Linked DNA regions of Homo sapiens: all the other regions are linked to region 4. The links are chromatin contacts, found by Hi-C or POLR2A ChIA-PET in ENCODE. All regions are on one chromosome and are shown on one strand. Each heading gives the region's core, a stretch centred on a gene start or an enhancer-like site at or near the end of the contact. The rest is flanking DNA. Distances are from core to core; before and after follow the strand shown.

Region 1 (2,700 bases), core at 70-2,569, 1.7 Mb before region 4:
CTTAGTAATAAGAAGACTAATAATCTAATTTTAAAATGAAGTAAACATTTGAATAGACATTTCACCAAAGAGGATATGTAAATGGCTAATAATCACTTGATAAAATGCGCAACATCATTAGTCATGAGGGAAGTGCAAGTCAAAACCACAATAAGATAGCATTAACACACCCACTAAGCTATAACCAAAAAGTCAGACAATACCTAGTGATGGAGGAGTTATGGGAAAACCTTCACATATTGCTGATGAGAATATAAAATAGAACAGCCACATTGTGAAATTGTTTGGCAGTTTCTTAAAAAGCTAAATAGATTTGCCATACAACTCAGCGATTCTACTAAGTATCTACCCAAGAGAAATGAAAACATATATTCATGCAAACACTTGTATAGAAATGTTCATAGCAACATCATTCATAATAGCCAAAAACTGGAGACAACCCAAATGTTCATCAACTGATGAATGAATAAACAAAATGTAGTTTATCTATATACAATGGACTATTATTCAGCCATAAAAAGGAATGAAGTACTGACACATGCTACAACATGGGTGAACTTTGAAAACATTATGCTAAGTGAAAGAAGCCAGTCACAAAAAACTGTATAGTGTATGATTTCATTTATATGAAATGACCAGGAAAGGAAAATTTTTAGAGACAGAAAGCAGATCAGTAGTTGTCTGAAACTGAAGGTAACAAGTGAGGATTGACTGCAAATTCTCTTTTTGTTTGTTTGTTTTGTTTCTTTTTTTTTTGACTGCACATTCTCACAAGTAATTTTCTGGGTGTTAGAAATGTTCTAAAACTGGATTGTGACAGTGGTTGCACAAAGCTATCAATTTACTAAAAATTATTCACTGTACACTTATAATGGGTGAAGTCTTATGGTACATAAAATATATTTCAATAAAACTAAGAAAAAGTCTCATGAATTTCAGAAATGCTAATTTATTATTGATTGACAGCTTGCTACAGGATCTTTCTGGGGCTTAGTGACTAGAGATGCATGCAGAATTAGAAAGATAAAATAATTTGTTTAGAAAAATTAGTAGATTGAGAAGGGTTTGGTGGTGGTCAGAGAAAAACCTTGGGAATGGCAAAAAGTTAGGAAACTCTCCAGGCTGAGAAAGGCCTAGAAAAAGAGACACTGGGTGGTGTTCTGGGGACTGCAGCAGTGGGGATTTAGGCAACTTTGTATACAGTTCCACTCTCATGCCCAAGGGGGCGCCAGAGCAGCAAGCCTCAGTCGTGACTGTGGACGTTCCTAGCCCCTAATGCTGGGTCACGGTACTGCGTTCATTCAAAACCTGACCCAGGTTTTTTAGAGACGAGGACTCTCCATTTTGTTTTATTATCTTTCTTGAGAGGCGGAGGGAATTTGCCTGAAGGTGGATTCCTTTTTTTTTTTTTTTTTTTGAGACGGAGTCTCACTCTGTCGCCAGGCTAGAGTGCTGTGGCGCAATCTCGGCTCACTGCAACCTCCAACTCCCTGGTTCAAGGGATTCTCCTGCCTCCACCTCCCAAGTAGCTGGGATTACAAGCATGCGCCACCATGCCCGGCTAATTTTTGTATTTTTAGTAGAGATGCGGTTTCACTGTGTTGGCCAGGATGGTCTCGATCTCCTGACCTCGTGATCCGCCCGCTTCGGCCTCCCAAAGTGCTGGGATTACAGGCATGAGCCACCACGCCCGGCCGGTGGCTTCCTTTTAAGTCTGAAAATGCAGCAGGAAGAGCCAAGTGAGGCCCTGTGACTCTCTATGGAGAGAGGCAGTGGTTACAGCCCAAAGAGCCCTAAGAAGAGCTTTTTCAGAATGACACATACTAGTTTCTTCCCCTCCTTTCATGACTCAGGTCCACATTTCACACAGACTTTTGCCTGTGCCAGACTTGCCTCTGCCTTGACCGCTAGCCAGCAGACTGTGTCCACAGTGTTTTCCCGCTCCTGCTACCCGGTCTGAATCAGCCTGGTAAAAACATTAGCTGGAAGATATCTGTTTACTGGGTAAATTCCTCTACAACAAATACCTTTGCAATGAAAATCTCTATTTAACCAAAAGTTCTCCACAGCCCAGTTTATGTCTAACCTAGTGCAAGCAGTAATCCATGAAATAAAACTCTACTCCATACCACATATTTAGACAGTCAAGTTGAGCTACTTGTAAAGAGATTTGACCTGTAATACTTTTATTTTCCCCGAGGAGCTGGAAATATAAGTAGAGGTAAAAACAGAGTCCCCTTTGCACTTGGAGAGTATTTTCCCACATGCACTCATTTTAAAAATCCAGTTCCCAGGAAATCTTTGTAAGGACTTTTCTCAATAGTCTACCAGATCCAGGACAAGGAAGAAAGATAGGCTCCAGATTGGATAAGCAGAGACCTTCCCAGAAGGAAACAATGGGAATTTAATATTCAAGCAGGCCCTGATCCAGAGCATTATGGGAACTGACCAAGGGATCAAAAATGAATCAAGTTAAAAAGAAACTAAATAACATTCCAAAGAAGTGATAGTACTGTTGAAGCCTGAGGCTATACTCCACCGCGCCCAGCCCTGTACTAATATACTAACGAGAATCAAAACTTCAAAAACTACGTAGATCATATGACAGAATTAATTGCATCAGTAGTCCTTCTATACTGCTAAGAGCAAGGTGTTACATACAGATGATGCTCCTTGATTTACAGTAGGGTTACATCCCAA
Region 2 (2,700 bases), core at 140-2,639, 1.3 Mb before region 4:
GAACTTTCCTGATTCCTGAATATATGAATTCAAACAACTTTCATGATTTCCTAAACAAAAATAGGTTTACCAATGAAGAATTATCAAGAATACCATAAAAATTTTAAAATACAATTCTAATTTTATCTAGAATTCGCTACACTAATATTTTCAATACATTTTCTTTCCCCACTTTTTCAGATAACCCTGAAAGAATTATTCATAAGATGACTTTTTGATAAGTAATAAAATGTAGTGTCCTTCTCTACTATTGAGAGAGCTTGCTAAATTAATGTTTTATCTAAATCTCAATTTTTTTTTTTTTTTTTGAGACGGAGTCTTGCTCTGTTGCCCAGGCTGGAGTGCAGTGGTGCAATCTCAGCTCACTGCAACCTCCACCTCTCAGGTTCAAGCAATTCGCCTGCCTCGGCCTTCCAAGTAGCTGGGATTACAGGCGCCTGCCACCACACCTAGCTAATTTTTTTTTTACGTATTTTTAGTAGAGATGGGGTTTCACCATGTTGGCCAGGCTGGTCTTGAACTCCTGACCTTGTGATCCACCTGCCTCTGCCTCCCAAAGTGCTGGGACTACAGGCGTGAGCCACTGTGCCCAGGCTTTTTTTTTTTTTTTTTTTTTTTTGAGACAGACTCTTGCTCTGTCGCCCAGGCTGGAGTGCAGTGGTGCGATCTCGGCTCACTGCAACCTCCGCCTCCCAGGTTCAAGCGATTCCCCTGCCTCAGCCTCCCGAGTAGCTGGAACTACAGATGCATACCACCACACCCTGCTAATTTTTGTATTTTTAGTAGAGATGGGGTTTCACCATGTTGGCCAGGCTGGTCTCAAACTCCTGACCGCAAGTGATCCACCTGCCTCAGCCTCCCAAAGTGCTGGGATTACAGGGGTGAGCCATTGCGCCCAGCCTAAATCTCTAACATTTTCTAGTATAAAATAAGAGTGAAAATACAAGTTTCTAAGGAAGTTCAATGACATACATTCAGTCCCTACCTCATCTAAAGGGTAAAAAATAGAAAATATCTTGTTAGTAAATTTAGCACCTCACATAGCTGAAGTACACTAGAGAGGCTGGGCTACAGAAAAATATAACAAAAAACAGAAAACAGTTCTGCAACTGGGCAAGGTGGCTCACACCTGTAATCCCAGCACTTTGGGAGGCCGAGGCAGGCAGACCACCTGAGCCCAGGAGTTCAAGACTAACCTGGGCAACAGGGTAAGACCTCGTTTCCACTAAAAATTAAAAAATTAGCCAGGTGTGGTGGTGCGTGTCTGTACTCCCAGCTACTCTGGAGGCTGAGGTGAGAGAATCAGCTGAGCCCAGGAAGTCGAGGCTGCAGTGAACCATGACTGTGCCCACCGCACTCCAACCTGGGTGACGGAAGTGAGATTCTGTCTCAGAACAAACAAAAAACAGTTCTAAGACAGAAGCAGATGAGATCCTCTGGACAGAGCAAATGAAAATGATCCTTTTACTGAAAAACAGGAAATGAACTACTGAATCATATGAAATAATGGCCTAAGTTACCTGAGCCTTTGCAGGGAGCGTCTCAGCCTGGACTTCTCTGCCTACATACTCCCTTTGGAAATGCAATAGAGACTCTGGAAATGGAAAAATCTCATCTGTTTAAATGTACTCACTACCTTCTCAAGAAGAGAAAAAAAAAGGCGGCTACAAAAATATTCCCAATTTTGTCATAGAAAAAAAATAACTATTAACTTCCAAAATAAAGCAAAAAGTAAACAAGACCATTAAAAAAAAAAAACTGGTTGGGCATGGTGGCTCATGCCTGTAATCCCAGCACTTTGGGAGGCCAAGGTAGGTGGATCACCGAGGGTCAGGAGTTCGAGATCAGCCTGACCAACACGGTGAAACCCTGTCTCTACTAAAAATACAAAAATTAGGCCAGGCGTGGTGGCGGGTGCCTGTAATCCCAGCTACTCGGGAGGCTGAAGCAGGAGAATCACTTGAACTTGGGAGGTGGAGGTTGCAGTGAGCCAAAATCATGCCATCGCGCTCCAGCCTGGGTGACAGAACAAGACTGTCACCTTAAAAAAAAAAAAAAAAAAAAAAACCTACCACACAAACAAAACAGCAAACAACAAAACTACCAAAGTTATCCAAATTTTAAGACTTTCAAAAATATTTACTTTAGTGAGCACCACTTACACTGCGTTTTAAGCAATTCCACTTTAACATATTTCACAGAGCGTGCAAAAACTTGTTTGAATTTAGGAAGGCCTCTGTCTCTTACCTGCAGATAAGTATGGCCAAAAATATTAAACAGTATTTTTCCCAGGGCAGGACTAATTCATCCATTGTGGACAGATGAATGAACCTCCAAATGCAAGGGGCCCCCTCTTCAAAGACAGATTTAAAACCTAGTAATTGGCCAGGCATGATGGCTCAAGCCTGGAATCCCAGCACTTTGGAAGGCAGAGGCAGGCGGATCATGAGGTCAGGAGTTCAAGACCAGCCTGGCCAATATGGTGAAAGCCCATCTCTACTAAAAACACAAAAATTAGCTGGACGTGGTGGTGCACACCTGTAGTCCCAGCTACTCGGGAGGCTGAGGCAGGAGAACCGCTTGAACCTGGGAGGCAGAGGTTGCAGTGAGCCGAGATTGAGCTACCGCACTCCAGTCTGGGCGACAGAGTGAGACTCCGTCTTTAAAAAAACAAAAAACAAAAAAAACCTAGTAACTATT
Region 3 (2,700 bases), core at 3-2,502, 1.1 Mb before region 4:
GACTGCAACCTTGAACTTTAAGCTCTGTTGAATTTGGCCACCAGGAGCAAAGAGTCAATTTTCATCTAACAGCGGCAGAAATTTGGGTGCTCATTTGAAATCTGACAGCTGGAGTGATGGCTCTCAGATCACAGGAATCTCACAGGAAAATGAACAAGGCAGTGTAAGGTTAAATAGGGGTCATCTTGGCTCTAGACAGAAATGCTACTGTGATTTGTAGCTCACATTTTAAAATAATCTAAATAGCCAACACCTACTGACAACTTCTTCTGAGGCTCTTGGCGTTCTTTGTCCTCACACCACTTGCCCGGGAGGTGCAATTGGTTCTTTATGTCCCGGACTGATGAGCCAGTGAGGTGGCACTACCCAAGGTCACACAGCTAGTAAGTGGCACAGCTGGAGGCGAAACCTAGGTCTGCAGGGCTCTAGTGTCTGTGCTCTAACTACCATACTTTACATTTTGGGAGGAATAAAAATAGAACTTTATTTTCTGCTATTCAAGGAATAAAGATTCATTTAGAGTAAAAATGTATTTCCCTTATGTTGAGTTTCTGGGCCGGGATGAAATGTTTAAAGCAGCACTTGAAAGCAAAGTGCCCTTCTCATTGGTTCAGGGTAATGGACTTGACTTCCACTTGTCTGGCTCTCAGACAAGTGACTATTGGCCACCTTCATCAGTGATTTGGTCACACGATGGGGCAACCCTTGGGGAGCTTGGCTTACTCCTTAGCAACAGCTCCCAGAGTCATGGTGACATCGTCCATCCCTGGAGGGCTGGGCAGGCAACAGATAATGCCCAGAAATGCCCGAGGGAGTGGGGCACCCTTGTCTCTAACCTTGGGCACTGTGTTCCTTTGTTTCTAGCACTGGCAGATCCCCCTGAGCCGACGGTTTCGCTCTGTTAAACTCTGGTTCGTGATTCGGTCCTTCGGGGTGAAGAATCTTCAAGCACATGTCAGACATGTATGTAGCATGCTGCTGTGGGGGCTGAGCCTGTGTTCCTCTGTTTTCTCATGGCGAGGAAGGCTGGTTTCTACTTTGCAGATCTGCCTAGGAGACTTGCGGTGTGTGGTTCAGGTGTCTGGGCCTGTTCCTCAGCTCCTGGGACTTGATTCTCTTTGTTAACCAGAGGAGCGCTGAGCACAACATGCCCTGAGGGCTGCCTGATGCCTGTCCTCTGCTGAGTGTCTCACCGTTCCCCTTGCTGTCACTGAGCACTGGGGAGGGTTGGCCCCAGAGTCTGGTTTGCAGGAAAGAGAAAGAGAAAGTAAATCAAGGGGAAGTGTGTGTGGCCAGGGTAGGATCCTATCTGCTTTGGAATTACCTCAATGGTCACAGCTGGCTGAATATTTTAGCACTATTATGATTATGCCTGAAATAAAGCTCCCCTGGCTTGGACAGGTAGACCTACCAAGTCTGGAACAAACCTCCCTGCATCAACAGGCATTTATTGAAGGCCTATTTTGCTTAATTTATTTCTATTCAATTCAACAATTACAAGGTATTGTGCTAAGAAAGGGACACAGAGGTAAATGAGACAGGTGCAGCCTCTCTCCCATGTTCTTCATGGAAGAAGCGGGACTTAACTAAGAACTCTGGCCACTGGCATTGTTCTCCCACTTCTACAAGAGTCCACATGCAAGACAAAGCCATTGATAAAAGTAGTGGGGGAAGCTGAAGACACTGTCCTTTCTGCCTATGTGTGTCTTTGTCCTTCCACCTTTCCTCTAGGGAATTCCTTCTTGGTTAAACAAACACAAACCAAAATGAAGTGGTGGAAGCGGTAACTATGATTTTTTTTAACATTTAAAAAAAATAATTATTATGCTTACATAATAATTACGTATATATTTATGGGGTATGTGTGAGGTTTTGATACAGGCATACAATGTGCAATGATCAAATTAGGGTAACTGGGTATCCACCACTCAACCATTTATCATTTCTTTGTGTTAGAAACATTCTAGTTCCATTCTTTAAGTTAGTTTGAAATGTACAGCAAATTATAGTTAACTATAGTTGCCTTATTGTGCCGCCTAACATTAGATCTATTTAATTGTATTTTTGCGCCCGTTAACTATCACCTCTTTATCCCCCATTCCCTGCTACCCTTCCCAGCCTCTGCCAACCATCATTCTACTGTGCGTCTCCACGAGCTCAGTTTGCTTACTTTTTAACTCCCACGTTTGAGTGAGAACATGTGAAATTTGTCCTTCTGTGCCTGGCTTATTTTGCTTAACATAATGTTCTCCAGTTTCCTATGACTGGTTTTAATGTTGGTAATTTTACCTTTGTAATCACCACTGGTTGTTTACCAATGAGCAGCTGCCACCAACAATATTGAGGAACTTTAGGCACTTTGTGCTGTTTCTAGAAATGCAGACTCAAGACTGGAGGGTTGTGGGCGGGGAATGGTTGGTGGAGGTTACAAGTAATTAGGAACATTTTTTTGCTTACAGTTTGGGACTGGATATTCAATGTGCAGATCCTGACTAACCTCCCTTAGCACTTCTGTTTGCAAATCAAACCCCTGAATTCCTCCTATTAGCAACCCCATTGCCTACCATATGAGGCCCACACTCCTGGGCCTGGCTTTCAAGGACTTGACGATTAGCTCCTACCTTAGCTTGGGCATTTCATCGACCCATCCAGACCTCATGCTCAGTCCATCTCTGCACCTTCACCCGTGTCCTTCACCTG
Region 4 (2,700 bases), core at 149-2,648:
TTCAGGGAGCTCAATAAATATTAAGAGGATGCTCTCACAATGAGAGCATTAAACACTTGGTAATTAACATAATTTAATATGCAAAAATAAGAAAATATACAGGATGAGGGATGAGGAGTACACATAGGAAATTTTTGTGATTTTCTTCATTTTGATTGTATTGCTTTCTTGTCTTCAGGAGGGAAGATTTTGACTTCAAAAGTAACAAAATATTTAAGAAGGGAATTCACATCTTTCTGTTCTAAATGATATTCTTGCGCTATTTTCTCAGCAGTTCATGTTTCTGGATAAAGTTTATGATTATTGAAAAGTGTCAATGCTTCTACAGTGGAAATTTTGCCTTTGGGAATGCTCTTAATATTTATCATATCAAAGTGATGGCCTTTCGGCAATCTGAATTTCTTTGGCTCCTGACGTGTTTCAGCAGCTTTCAGCTGCACGGAAGACACAGGATCTTTGGAATCAACACACACATATTTTAGAAATGACAGCAGCTTGTCATCTTTACGAGCAATCTCTCCCTTAATTTCTGGATAGAGACTAATCTGCTCTGGCAGGAGGCTGCTGGTAGAGGGGTGCCTGGGAGCGAGAGAGGGCTTCATGTTGCGGATTTCCCTTTCCGCTCGGTTCTCTTGAAATTCCTGATCCCGCGAGTCACCGCAGCCCCCATCTCCTTACAACATGATGCCCTCAGGTTCACAGTAATGTATTTTTTAAAAACCAGTCGTTGTTACCTTAATTTGGTCCCAAGGGCTGTAAAGGTCAGTTTACAACTCGTTGAACAACTGAGTAAGATTTAAGGCAACTCAACTGATAGCTGCATACCTAATTTAGGATATCCATAGAATTGTTTTGTCAACTACAAATATAACAAGCATTAAGTGTAAACTGTGTTGCTGAAAAGTACTCCAAGTATCTTAGGAACACCCACCGCAATGTGTGGGCTAAATGCACACGTACAATGATAGCAGAAATAATACCTGTCATATAGGACGGGCATGTCAGCCTTTTCTCCGCGAAAGGCTTCTGGTCCTAAGCTGTCCCTTACTTTCACCGGAATGAGATGCGTCCAGAGTCCCAAGCAAGGGAGGAGACTGCTCCTTTACCCAGGAGGCTGGAAACTGCTCGATGCGAGCGCAGTTTCCGACGCCCTTCGGCTGAGACCTGCAGCACCGGACGATGTCCCAGTTGCCAGCTTTAGTTGCTAAGGCACCAACCACTTCGGAGGAAACGGGGGGTGGTGCAGTCTCTTTTGGAGTCGTAGCGAATCAGCTACAAGTCGAGATAATTAGTTCCGGCAGGAAACAGCTCCTCTAAGAGGGACTGGAAGGCGGAAAGAAGCTGAGAGTGACGCCTCTGAGCCGCGGAGGATTGTGGGAGGAGGTTGTCTCCAATTTCTCCTCCCCCTCCCGGCCAAGATGTCTGACATGGAGGATGATTTCATGTGCGATGATGAGGAGGACTACGACCTGGTGAGGCGCAGGGAATGGAACTCTGAGGGTGGTGATGTGTCTTGTTTTCGGGGTCCGGGCCGGGGCGCCCGCGGCCTCTCCCCGTAGAGCATGTGCCGTTTACAGCCTCTCTCAGTGCGGTGACAGGACTGGTTTACCTCCTCCCCGTTCCCGCACCGGGCCCGGGCCCTGCTTCTCCAGCATGGGGGAAGGGAGGGCAAAGGAGGCAGCGAAGGGGGCCCCGGGCCTTGCCCTCCGAGTCTGAGCGCCTCTTCGGTTTACACGGATGCCCCTGGTCCCAGGCGTTCGGTTCTCTGTCTTCTGCCTCCCCACCGCGCTAGCCGCCTCGGTGACCATGCTGCGGTGTAGGCCCTGGCTTTGCCCTTTCGGGCCCAGCGTTCCGGGCCCCCACTTCTTCACACTGGAACTGAGCGGGTGCGAAATGCTAGGAGAAGTCAGAAAACGGGGGTGTCCTTACTGCTCCCAGGCCTGACTGCGAAACGCAACTTGTGAGTCTCCTGGAGACATAGCTTAAATAGTCTTGCCAGGGCCAGTTTTGGTCCGAGGTAAGTGTGTAGGGGAGAGTTCAGAGCAAAGATAACTGAAAAAAAGGTAGTCGAACCACTTTTTCAGTTCTTTATAAAGAAAAGCTGGGGAGGAGGTTTTGCTTGTGGTGTTTTTGGAGGACGGGTGAAAGATAATTGAACCCATGGCTTTTCCCTTAGAAATTTCCCAGTATACAAAGTTTAAAACAGCAACAGCATAGAAATAAACGAATTTTTCTGACCGAATGGAGATTTTTAAAGATTCAAAGCTTCATTTATTAATGGATTTGCAAGTTTGAATAACGTTTGCTATTCAAAAACATCGTGTGGAAACTCAGAAAATTATCTTGATCCAGAATTAACGTCAATTTTGCTGTGTTTCTTTATTTTGGGGGTGTTTCATATGGTTCTTTTATGGTGATGCTGCATTATCATAAAGTTACGAAATAGATGTTTTGGGACGTCTGACTCATTTTAAGTGCCAGAGATTGTCAAAATATTAATACATTGTTTTGAATTAGTCTATAACTTTTTCGTATATATTTTCAGTTTTTTGCATTTTAAAATAAGGCACACTTTGCAAAAGGGAGAAAGGAAATTCTCGCTATTATTTGAAAGTCATAGTAGAGATTTTTATAATTTTTAAAGTTAAATGTAGTTTCGCTAATAGTTATGGTTTCTACCTTACATTTTAGTTTGTGCAA
Region 5 (2,700 bases), core at 152-2,651, 1.5 Mb before region 4:
AGGAAATGTGTAGGCCCAACTGAAATCCAGAAGATAAACATTTATTGACTGCATGCATAAATTAGTCAAGATGCCTTCCCCAAGGCTGACAATTTAGTGTGACACATATATTAAAACATTTTTAAGTCTTGGTTCTGCTGGACCTGCCAGATGGGGAAGAAATACACAATACCTGAAGATTGTTCACAAGCTGGGGGAACCAGTGGGTGGATTAGTTTTTTTTCTGAGAGAAGATCCTACTTCAGTGAATTGTGGGTCATAATGTTTGAGAGGCAATAATTATGCTGAATGAAAGAAGTTAGACGGAAAAAAAAGGTGCGTGCTGTATGATTCCCGTATATAAAACTTTAGCATGTGCAAACTTATCTGTACTGAAAGTAGATCTGTAGTTGATAAGGGACGTGATGGAGAGGGACGAGATGAAGGGATTATGAAGGGGGGGGAGGAAACTTAGAGGTGAATACGTTCATTTGATTATGGTGATTTCATGGGTGCACAGGTATGTCAAAACTTATCAAATTGGACATTTAAATACGTGCAGTTTGTCATGTCAATTATTTTAAAATAAAGTCGTTTTTAAAAAAGAGATAAGACAGTCAGATCCCTGAGGGTCAGATTGAGGAACTCTCGAAGACTTCAGGAGCAGAAAGATGTTAAAGCAGTTTTAAGAAAATTAAACTGATTGTGGTCTTCCCAGTAGATAAGGAATAACATTTAGTAAACCATTGCTAATAGCCAAACCTTGGCATGTGTGACAGCAAAATAAATGGAAAGGTGGATAGGTACATATTACATCAAGGGAACAACCCAGTTTTTGGTGCAGAAGGTGTGGTGTATGCGTGTATGTGGGTGAGTATCTCTGGAGGGAAAAAGACAGTCCCATAGTTAAACAAAGAAGAATATTTACCGGCAGCAACAGGAGAGGCTAGAGAAAGAACATGATTGGGGTAAAAAGATGATTCTGCATTTTGGACGAGGAGAGAGTAACATTTAAAGCCTCTACTCGCTCTGAAGCACACAGAGTGTGTTGCGACACTCGAGTTTGCTGGAGCGAGTCGGCACAGGCCAGGCCTAGTTAGCGGAATGAGCCCACACAGCAACTCCAGACTGGATCCGCAAGCCTTGAACCTTAACCCTCAACCTCCGATTCCCCAAGTTCCACTCTCGTAGCTGAGGCTGAAGTTTGTCTAAGTCCCGCCTAGGTACCCAACGGAGATACGGCGTGAACACCCCACCACTTTCTGGGAACCCAGAGGCGGTCGGCGTGGCGGCGCGAACCTGCCCAGCGCGTGCGCGCGGCGCGCAGGGAGGCGGCCTGGAATCGAGGGAGCGCGCGCCCTTCACGTGACCCGACCCGCGGGCGGCGACGCACGCGCCGCGCCGCGCCGCTCACGTGGTCCGTCCCCAGCCCCGTCGCCGGCGGAGGCGGGCGCGGGCGCGTCCCTGTGGCCAGTCACCCGGAGGAGTTGGTCGCACAATTATGAAAGACTCGGCTTCTGCTGCTAGCGCCGGAGCTGAGTTAGTTCTGAGAAGGTTTCCCTGGGCGTTCCTTGTCCGGCGGCCTCTGCTGCCGCCTCCGGAGACGCTTCCCGATAGATGGCTACAGGCCGCGGAGGAGGAGGAGGTGGAGTTGCTGCCCTTCCGGAGTCCGCCCCGTGAGGAGAATGGTACTGGACCCACGCAGGCCCGGGCGGGGAATGGTTCTGGGGTTGCGGGCGGTAAAGGAGAGACTTGGCAGGCAAGTGTGTGGGGAGCCGCGTTCCATGCGGCGAAGGACCCTCGAATTGCCTTGAGGCTTCCGGATTTGTCCTCTCGGGACGGGTGTGCAGTTCGTTCTGGGGTGAGGGGCGGGAGCAGGTAGCAAGTTAGAGGCGACACCTCTTCGCGGGAATCCCCTGAGCCGAGACTCGGCTCCCAGCGAGGGCCTCTCCAGGCGGCAGAGGCGCGAGCCCGGGACTACCTGGCTGGGCTCAGCTGAGCGGCCTCAGCGCGCCCGACGCAGGGCTCAGCCTACAAGCTCCGCATCTCCTGGGAGCACGGTCCTCCTGGCGCCAGTTGCTGGCAGATAAGGGAACCAAATGCTCTGCTCAAGTTTTACATGGAAAAAAGGGAGGGAGGGCTAGAAGGGTGCAAAAAGGGGGTAGAGGACACGGGTTTGGAGCAGTGCCTTGTTTGCTGTGCAGCGGATACTCTACAGGTACATTTCCTTTTTGGAACCAAAAGGGAGGGATTTGACAATATTGATGGTAGATCTTTTTTCTTTAGCAAGAATTAAGGATTTTGGTGGGTGGGGGGAGGCTTCTGTGGGGACCAAGACAATGTACTGTCAGTCAGGATTTAAGTCGAACTACCGCATCCCTTGCCCCAGAGAACAGTTGATCGTGTTTTAAACCGAAAGGTGCGGAATGGAGAGAGGGAGGCGGTGCATTGCAGCTTCCGATAGAGCTTTTTATTTTTGGATATCAGGAACCAATTTTGAAGATTTCTTAAGAAAGTCATTTACATCAGGGACATGAAGAGCAAAGTAGGTATTTTTGGTCAGTACTTGAATTTGATAGGCTTTATGCAAACAACTCTCCCTCTGCTGGAGTCTGGCAAGTTTGCTTTTCACTGGACGCTAATTCAAGTGCCATACAAAACTAAAATAAGAGTTTTACTTATAACACAAATGTAGTAATACTTTGAATAAATAATGTGTCT

What was found. A loop is a pair of places that touch in the nucleus more often than their neighbours do. ChIA-PET counts read pairs that join two places held with the same protein, here RNA polymerase II (POLR2A). Pooled maps may share reads with other maps.
Region 1: a loop to region 4 is called in a pooled map, with 7 times the contacts of the local background. The contact joins the enhancer-like site here to the promoter of COPS2 in region 4. A Hi-C loop is called at or near these places in 1 of 37 single-sample maps with no recorded cell type and 5 of 50 pooled maps. POLR2A ChIA-PET finds 5 or more read pairs at or near these places in 1 of 52 experiments (naive thymus-derived CD4-positive, alpha-beta T cell).
Region 2: a pooled map shows a loop between it and region 4 (5-fold over the local background). The contact joins the enhancer-like site here to the promoter of COPS2 in region 4. A Hi-C loop is called at or near these places in 3 of 50 pooled maps.
Region 3: a loop to region 4 is called in a pooled map, with 12 times the contacts of the local background. The contact joins the enhancer-like site here to the promoter of COPS2 in region 4. A Hi-C loop is called at or near these places in 6 of 50 pooled maps. POLR2A ChIA-PET finds 5 or more read pairs at or near these places in 2 of 52 experiments (activated CD8-positive, alpha-beta memory T cell and activated naive CD4-positive, alpha-beta T cell).
Region 5: a loop to region 4 is called in a map of CD8-positive, alpha-beta T cell, with 2.9 times the contacts of the local background. The contact joins the promoter of TRPM7 here to the promoter of COPS2 in region 4. A Hi-C loop is called at or near these places in 2 of 168 maps with a recorded cell type or tissue (CD8-positive, alpha-beta T cell and naive thymus-derived CD4-positive, alpha-beta T cell) and 10 of 50 pooled maps.

What each region holds. Positions count from the first base shown.
Region 1 is chr15:50,884,575-50,887,274 of GRCh38, reverse strand. No RefSeq gene overlaps it. Among named protein-coding and RNA genes, the nearest start is that of AP4E1, 23 kb to the left of the region's middle. Within about 2 kb of position 1,319, at least 26 of the 41 ENCODE cell types and tissues checked have a DNase peak (open chromatin) inside an H3K27ac peak, as active enhancers do.
Region 2 is chr15:50,443,465-50,446,164 of GRCh38, reverse strand. All of the region lies in intron 3 of USP8 (ubiquitin specific peptidase 8), which reads right to left. Among named protein-coding and RNA genes, the nearest start is that of USP8, 20 kb to the right of the region's middle. RefSeq lists enhancers at 1,009-1,118, 1,239-1,328. Within about 2 kb of position 1,389, at least 4 of the 41 ENCODE cell types and tissues checked have a DNase peak (open chromatin) inside an H3K27ac peak, as active enhancers do.
Region 3 is chr15:50,246,508-50,249,207 of GRCh38, reverse strand. It overlaps HDC (histidine decarboxylase), which reads left to right. Exons shown (of 12, transcript NM_002112.4): 10 at 865-963. Among named protein-coding and RNA genes, the nearest start is that of HDC, 18 kb to the left of the region's middle. Within about 2 kb of position 1,252, at least 9 of the 41 ENCODE cell types and tissues checked have a DNase peak (open chromatin) inside an H3K27ac peak, as active enhancers do.
Region 4 is chr15:49,154,297-49,156,996 of GRCh38, reverse strand. COPS2 (COP9 signalosome subunit 2) reads left to right here and starts at 1,398. Exons shown (of 13, transcript NM_004236.4): 1 at 1,398-1,472. The coding sequence starts at 1,419. It also overlaps a transcript of GALK2 not described here and the pseudogene NDUFAF4P1. RefSeq lists enhancers at 446-1,364, 1,123-1,652.
Region 5 is chr15:50,685,498-50,688,197 of GRCh38, reverse strand. It overlaps TRPM7 (transient receptor potential cation channel subfamily M member 7), which reads left to right and starts at 1,401. Exons shown (of 39, transcript NM_017672.6): 1 at 1,401-1,667. The coding sequence starts at 1,665. LOC128092252 reads left to right here and starts at 1,481. Exons shown (of 4, transcript NM_001414947.1): 1 at 1,481-1,667. The coding sequence starts at 1,481. RefSeq lists enhancers at 1,010-1,189, 1,500-1,919, 1,449-2,313 and a silencer at 1,280-1,449.